Linked DNA regions of Homo sapiens: region 1 is linked to region 2. A link is an interaction called in ENCODE POLR2A ChIA-PET data of the cell type or tissue named here. Cell type or tissue: CD4-positive, alpha-beta T cell. All regions are shown on one strand.

Region 1 (2,500 bases), 110 kb before region 2:
TCCAGGTAGATAGTGTTGGGATTGAACTGGAGGACACTCAGCTGGTGTCCCTGGGGAGAAATGATTGCTTGTTAGTGGGGAACCCTCCCCCTCCGGCATTTGGTCACAGAACTCTTCTGTGTTGATTATTGTGGTGTGAGAGTACACAGTAAAAATGGTTTTGAGTTTTTCCAAACATTCTCAATAGCATTTTTTCCTTTAGTCATTACAAAAATTTTGGTTTCAAATCCACTTTGTAAAACTTCCTTTGTAATCGAGCTTTTCCCCCCTTTCATCCCGTTTTCTGATGTAATTGAATTGTGATAAATTCATTTATTCCAAAAATTGCTTGTGGCAGTTTCGTGGTTAAATTTTCATGGGGAAATTTTGGTAGTCTGTTAAATTCCTTTATTACCTGCTGCAGGAGACTGCAGGAATTTAAAATTTTTAAAAATTTTTTTGTTGGCTGGGTGTGGTGGCTCACGCCTGTAATCCCAGCACTTTGGGAAGCCGAGGCAGGCGGATCACCTGAGGTCCCAGGAGTCCGAGACCAGCCTGACCAATATGGTGAAACCCCGTCTCTACTAAATACAAAAAATTAGCTGGGTGTGGTGGCGCATGCCTGTAATCCCAGCTACTCGGAAAGCTGAGGCAGGAGAATAGCTTGAACCCAGGAGGCGGAGGTTGCAGTGAGCCAAGATCGCGTCATTGCACTCCAGCGTGGGCAACGAGCGAAACTCCGTCTAAAAAAAAAAAGAGCAAAAATACGTATTAAAAAATATTTACCTAGGCTATTTGATATTGCCCCACAGGTTGATGTTCTGTTCTATTTTTTCACTTTCTCCATTTTGACCCTTTTGGTTTTCATCTCACTGCTAAAGTTCCACATTTGTTTCTGCATGCTGTTCAACTTTTTCAGTAGAACCTTAAATGTATCAAACACAATTATTTTAAATTCCTTGTTTGATGTTTCCATTATCTGGGTCATCTCTCAATATGGTCCTATTGATTACTTTTCCTCTTGATAGTGGGTTGTTTTTCTTGCTTTTTTTATGTTGCTTGTAACTTGTTACTGATTGCCAGATACCGTGTGTGGAACAGTAGAGACTGAGGTATATAGTATTTATTTTGGGAACTGGGTACAGCTCTTCTTTGCTAGACTGTTTGTATGGGAGTTTGAACTCCTAGTCAGGAGACAGTAGTGTTTGGGTGTTATTGTTGCTATGGTTACGTTAGGTGCACCAATGACTTCAAATTCTTCTCATGTTTCCTTGCCAGCTTACGGTTGGTTTGCAGGAGGGAGGCTTTTTCTCAGTGGTTATCCTCCATCCATACCCTCAGTTTATTAGCCAGGCATGGTAGTGCACACCTGTAGTCCCAGCTACTTGGGAGGCTGAGGCAGGAGAATCCCTCGAACCCAGGAGGTGGAGGTTACAGTGAGCCAAGATTGTACCACTGCACTGCAGCCTGCGTGACAAAGCAAGACTCTGTCTCAAAAAAAAAAAAAAGAAAGAAAAAAGGTCTCACTCGGTCATCTCACTCTGTCACCAAGGCTGGAGTGCCCGTAGTGCCATCATGGTTCACTGCAGCCTCCCAACTCCTGAACTCAAACTTACCTCTTAGCTTTCTGAGTAAATAGCTGGGGCTATAGGCGTGTGCCATCATGCCTGGCTACTTTTTAATTTTTTTTTGTAGAGATGGGGTCTTGCTATGTTGCCCAGGCTAGTCTCGAACTCTTGGCCTCAAGTTCCTCCAGCCTTAGCCTCCAGAGTAGCTGAGATTACAGGTGTAAGCCACTGCGTCCAGCCACCCTCAGCTTTAGGATTTCTCTGTGCACCTATGCCTCAGTGCACAGTCTCAGTGGTAGACTACTGTTGCTTGTTCCTGGGTGCTTGCTAACCTGGTGGTAGGGAGTAGGGATTTCTCTGTTGTCTGGTTCAGCCTCAGTCTTAAGCAGGCCCTGTTTGTTTCCCTGGGTCTTGGGAGTGGATCTTTCTGGGTGCTCCTGCCCTTTTCCCAGGAGAAAGACACCTCCGGTGGTCTTGCCCAGAATTTCCTACCCCTCCTCCAGGCATAGAGGTTTTTTTTTTCTTTTATCCTGCCCCAGCTGCCTCAGGAGTGACAGAGTTTGCTGCCCTTTCCCAGGGGTTTATGGTTTTTATTCTTTAGAGGAGAAGGGTATAGGTTGGCCTTTGTATTTTCCCTCCCATAAGCCAGCACTACCAAGAGCGGTTTTCTCAGGTTACTTGCCCAGTATTTCTTCTGAGTAACCACTGAGGTCTATGGAAAAAACCTGAGTGTCTGTGGCTCTTACTAACCCACACTTGACATTTGGTAATTTTTAAAAAAATTTACTTGAATTCTTCTGACTCACCTAAATGGTGGTCTCATCTTTCTCCCACTGCCACAGGTGAGCCAGACCTTGTATCTCTCTATCTCCCTGGAGGTGGCTGTCTTTCCATCAGTTTCAATCTAGTTGGTTGCCCTGTAACTTCAGCTTTCTGATGGCTCCAAGAAAAAT
Region 2 (2,500 bases):
AGGACAGAAAGACAGAAGCGGATGCCTTTCTGAGTGATGCAGGTTGGACACATCCACGCTAATTCCCGAAAGCCACATCCCAGGTAGAATTGGGGTCTGGGGTCTGGCAAGAACATGTGTGCTGTGGCAGCGGCTCCTACAGACACAGGTGTGCCAGGTAAATGCCTGTTCATCCATCTAGATCCAAAGCACCTGCCTCCTTCTCCCTGCAGTCCTCCCTGACCTGCACACCCCCCCACCCCCTCAGTCTGTCACTCTAATCAGGCACGTGTCTGTTTGCACGTCCTGGATGGAGCTCCAAGTCTCGGCACCACCACAAGCCTGAAGCCCACCCTGCTGCACTCCACAGGGAGGGCAGTGAGCCACCCAGGCCACTCAGCACCAGCCCTCCTGACCTGGAAGGTCACACAACCCAGCTAGACTACCCTAAGCTCTCCCTGGAACCCTTACTGGGCCCTTTAGGAAAGAGGCCTGCATTTTATCTGAGATGGAAGGTTAGGAACCTGAAGCTTCTGGAACCTTCTTTGAGAATGAATCCAATTCAGAGGAAAACAGACCTTAGGGCTGGAAGGAAAGAGACCAAGTCCTAGAGACATCGTTGAGCTCTGATCTCCCCGCACCCAAAGCCAGCACAACCCACAGACTTTCCAATTAATGATTCAGCAGTTCCCCTTTTCCTTGCTCTAGTCCCTTTGAGTTGGTTTCTGGCATTTGCCACCAAATGGATCCTGTCTCAGATACAGCTATGTGATCTTTCTAAAATGCGATTCTATCAGGTCCTCTCCTGTGCAAACCTCCTGTGGCTCCCCGTTGACGTCCCACTGGGAAAAGTGGAGGCTCCCCTGAGTCCTGGGAGGCCCTGCAGAACCTGGTGCCTCTGGCCTGTGCCTTATCGGCATCCCTTGGGAGACCACAGTGGAGCAGATGCTGGGAGCACAAACTCTGGTGTTGGACATGCAGGGCCAGGTCGACCTGCTGGATATTGGACAGGCTGCTCAACTGACTGTGCCTTAGTTTCCTCACATGTTAAGCCTTGGTAATAACCGTCTCTCAGGGTAGTTGCAGATGGTGCACGTGCAGCACCGAGTGTGGTGCCTGCCTCATCTCTAGGACGCTTATTTTTATCATTTTGCTATCACTGTTAATTCCCTTGCTGCAAAGTCCTGAAGATACAGCCGGAGCCTTCAAAGTCTCCTCCTCTTGAGGCTGGTTTGCCTTACAAAGAGGGTTCTCTGCTCTCCCAGGTGCATGGCGAGGACAGTGCAGGGGACGACGTCAGGGCCTCCGTCTCCTCGCAGGAGGTTATCAGAGCCATCTGTTGTGGGCTGCTTGTGCGAGCCCAAGGCACAGGCTTCTGCAGAAGCCAGGTGCAGGCAAAGGGGCCATACAATTTTCAAAAAGAAACTTTTCACAGGAGGTATTACTGCACCGTGTGATTTCTGAGAATAGGAACAGGCTGTGAGCAGCTCTGGGGCACTCCTTCAACCAGCCAGCCTCGGCATTTCCCTGGCGAAGTCAGAAAGCCCAGATGAAGCCAACTCGGGCGTGACTGGAAAGCAAATCTCAAGCCAGGTGAGTGGTGCACGTCCTAGAGGTGCAAGAGCCAACGTGATGTTTCAAACAGCAGGACCCCTGGGTCCAGGCCCTTGTGCCACGGTGACATGGGCAGTTGCCCTGGAGGCATGGGCCCCATCCTAGGGGGACAGCTGAGTTTGAAGACCTGACTGCCCACTCTCTACCACCTGTCACTCCAAAGTCATCTATTAGTGACCACAAAGGGTGCCAGCAAGGAGAAGGCTGGATGGAGGCTGGCACCTAGACCCACGTCTGAGCCACACCAGGCAGCACCTCCTCTCATTCCTGTGTTCTGCTCACAAACCAGCCTGACAACCAGACTTATCTGCCAGAGTTTGCAAGGGCAGAAGCCCGCAGGGCTCCCGCCAGTCCTATGCCCTCATGGAGGCTGAGCCCAAGACAGAGAGGAGGCCAGGGGCAAAGTCTTGCTTCAGGATGAAGATGGGGAACCTCCTCCACCTGAGGCAGCTCCGGGGCCGAACTGGAGCAATCACAGGCCACAGCTGAGCATCTAGCCAGGCAAGGCCTCCAACCTCAAGTGCTCTGAGCCTGCCTGGGTGCTGAGGCCTGTGCCTGGGCTGGGCCTTGCAAGTCACCAAAGCAAGGGATCCTGGAACACCAAAGCAGGTCACGTCACCTGCTCCCGGCTGACCAGCGCCACCTGCATCCTCAGGAGGCCCTCTGCCCTCAGCACCACCTCTGCCCTTCATAGGAAGGAGACCAGGAGGGCCTTGCTTCTCTCAGGTTCTGCTGTTGAGATTTCTGTCCCAGCCAAGTCCCTACTTCCCTGACATGAAGGCTGATGTTAATGGTTCATGAGCCTAACAAGGCTTGGAATATGCTTTACTTAAGAGGGGATGACAGCATACTGTCTGTGGGAGTAGAATTTTAAACACAAGTCCACACAAATGTTAGGATTTAGGCA

The links. ChIA-PET counts read pairs that join two places held together with the same protein. Peaks named below come from ENCODE experiments on the same cell type or tissue, not always from the same donor. Only the 100,000 strongest peaks of a DNase experiment are listed, where the experiment ranks them.
Region 1: POLR2A ChIA-PET joins it to region 2 with 11 read pairs; 7 of 35 experiments call an interaction of 5 or more read pairs at or near these places.

What each region holds. Positions count from the first base shown.
Region 1 is chr16:68,268,281-68,270,780 of GRCh38, forward strand. All of the region lies in intron 2 of SLC7A6 (solute carrier family 7 member 6), which reads left to right. Among named protein-coding and RNA genes, the nearest start is that of SLC7A6, 5.0 kb to the left of the region's middle. In CD4-positive, alpha-beta T cell, no CTCF peak of the experiment used is centred here; DNase peaks (open chromatin) are centred at 1,201 and 2,271; H3K27ac peaks cover 1,984 bases.
Region 2 is chr16:68,378,338-68,380,837 of GRCh38, forward strand. The region is part of intron 2 of SMPD3 (sphingomyelin phosphodiesterase 3); the gene reads right to left. Among named protein-coding and RNA genes, the nearest start is that of PRMT7, 69 kb to the left of the region's middle. RefSeq lists enhancers at 1,196-1,698, 1,699-2,199. In CD4-positive, alpha-beta T cell, no CTCF peak of the experiment used is centred here; a DNase peak (open chromatin) is centred at 1,290.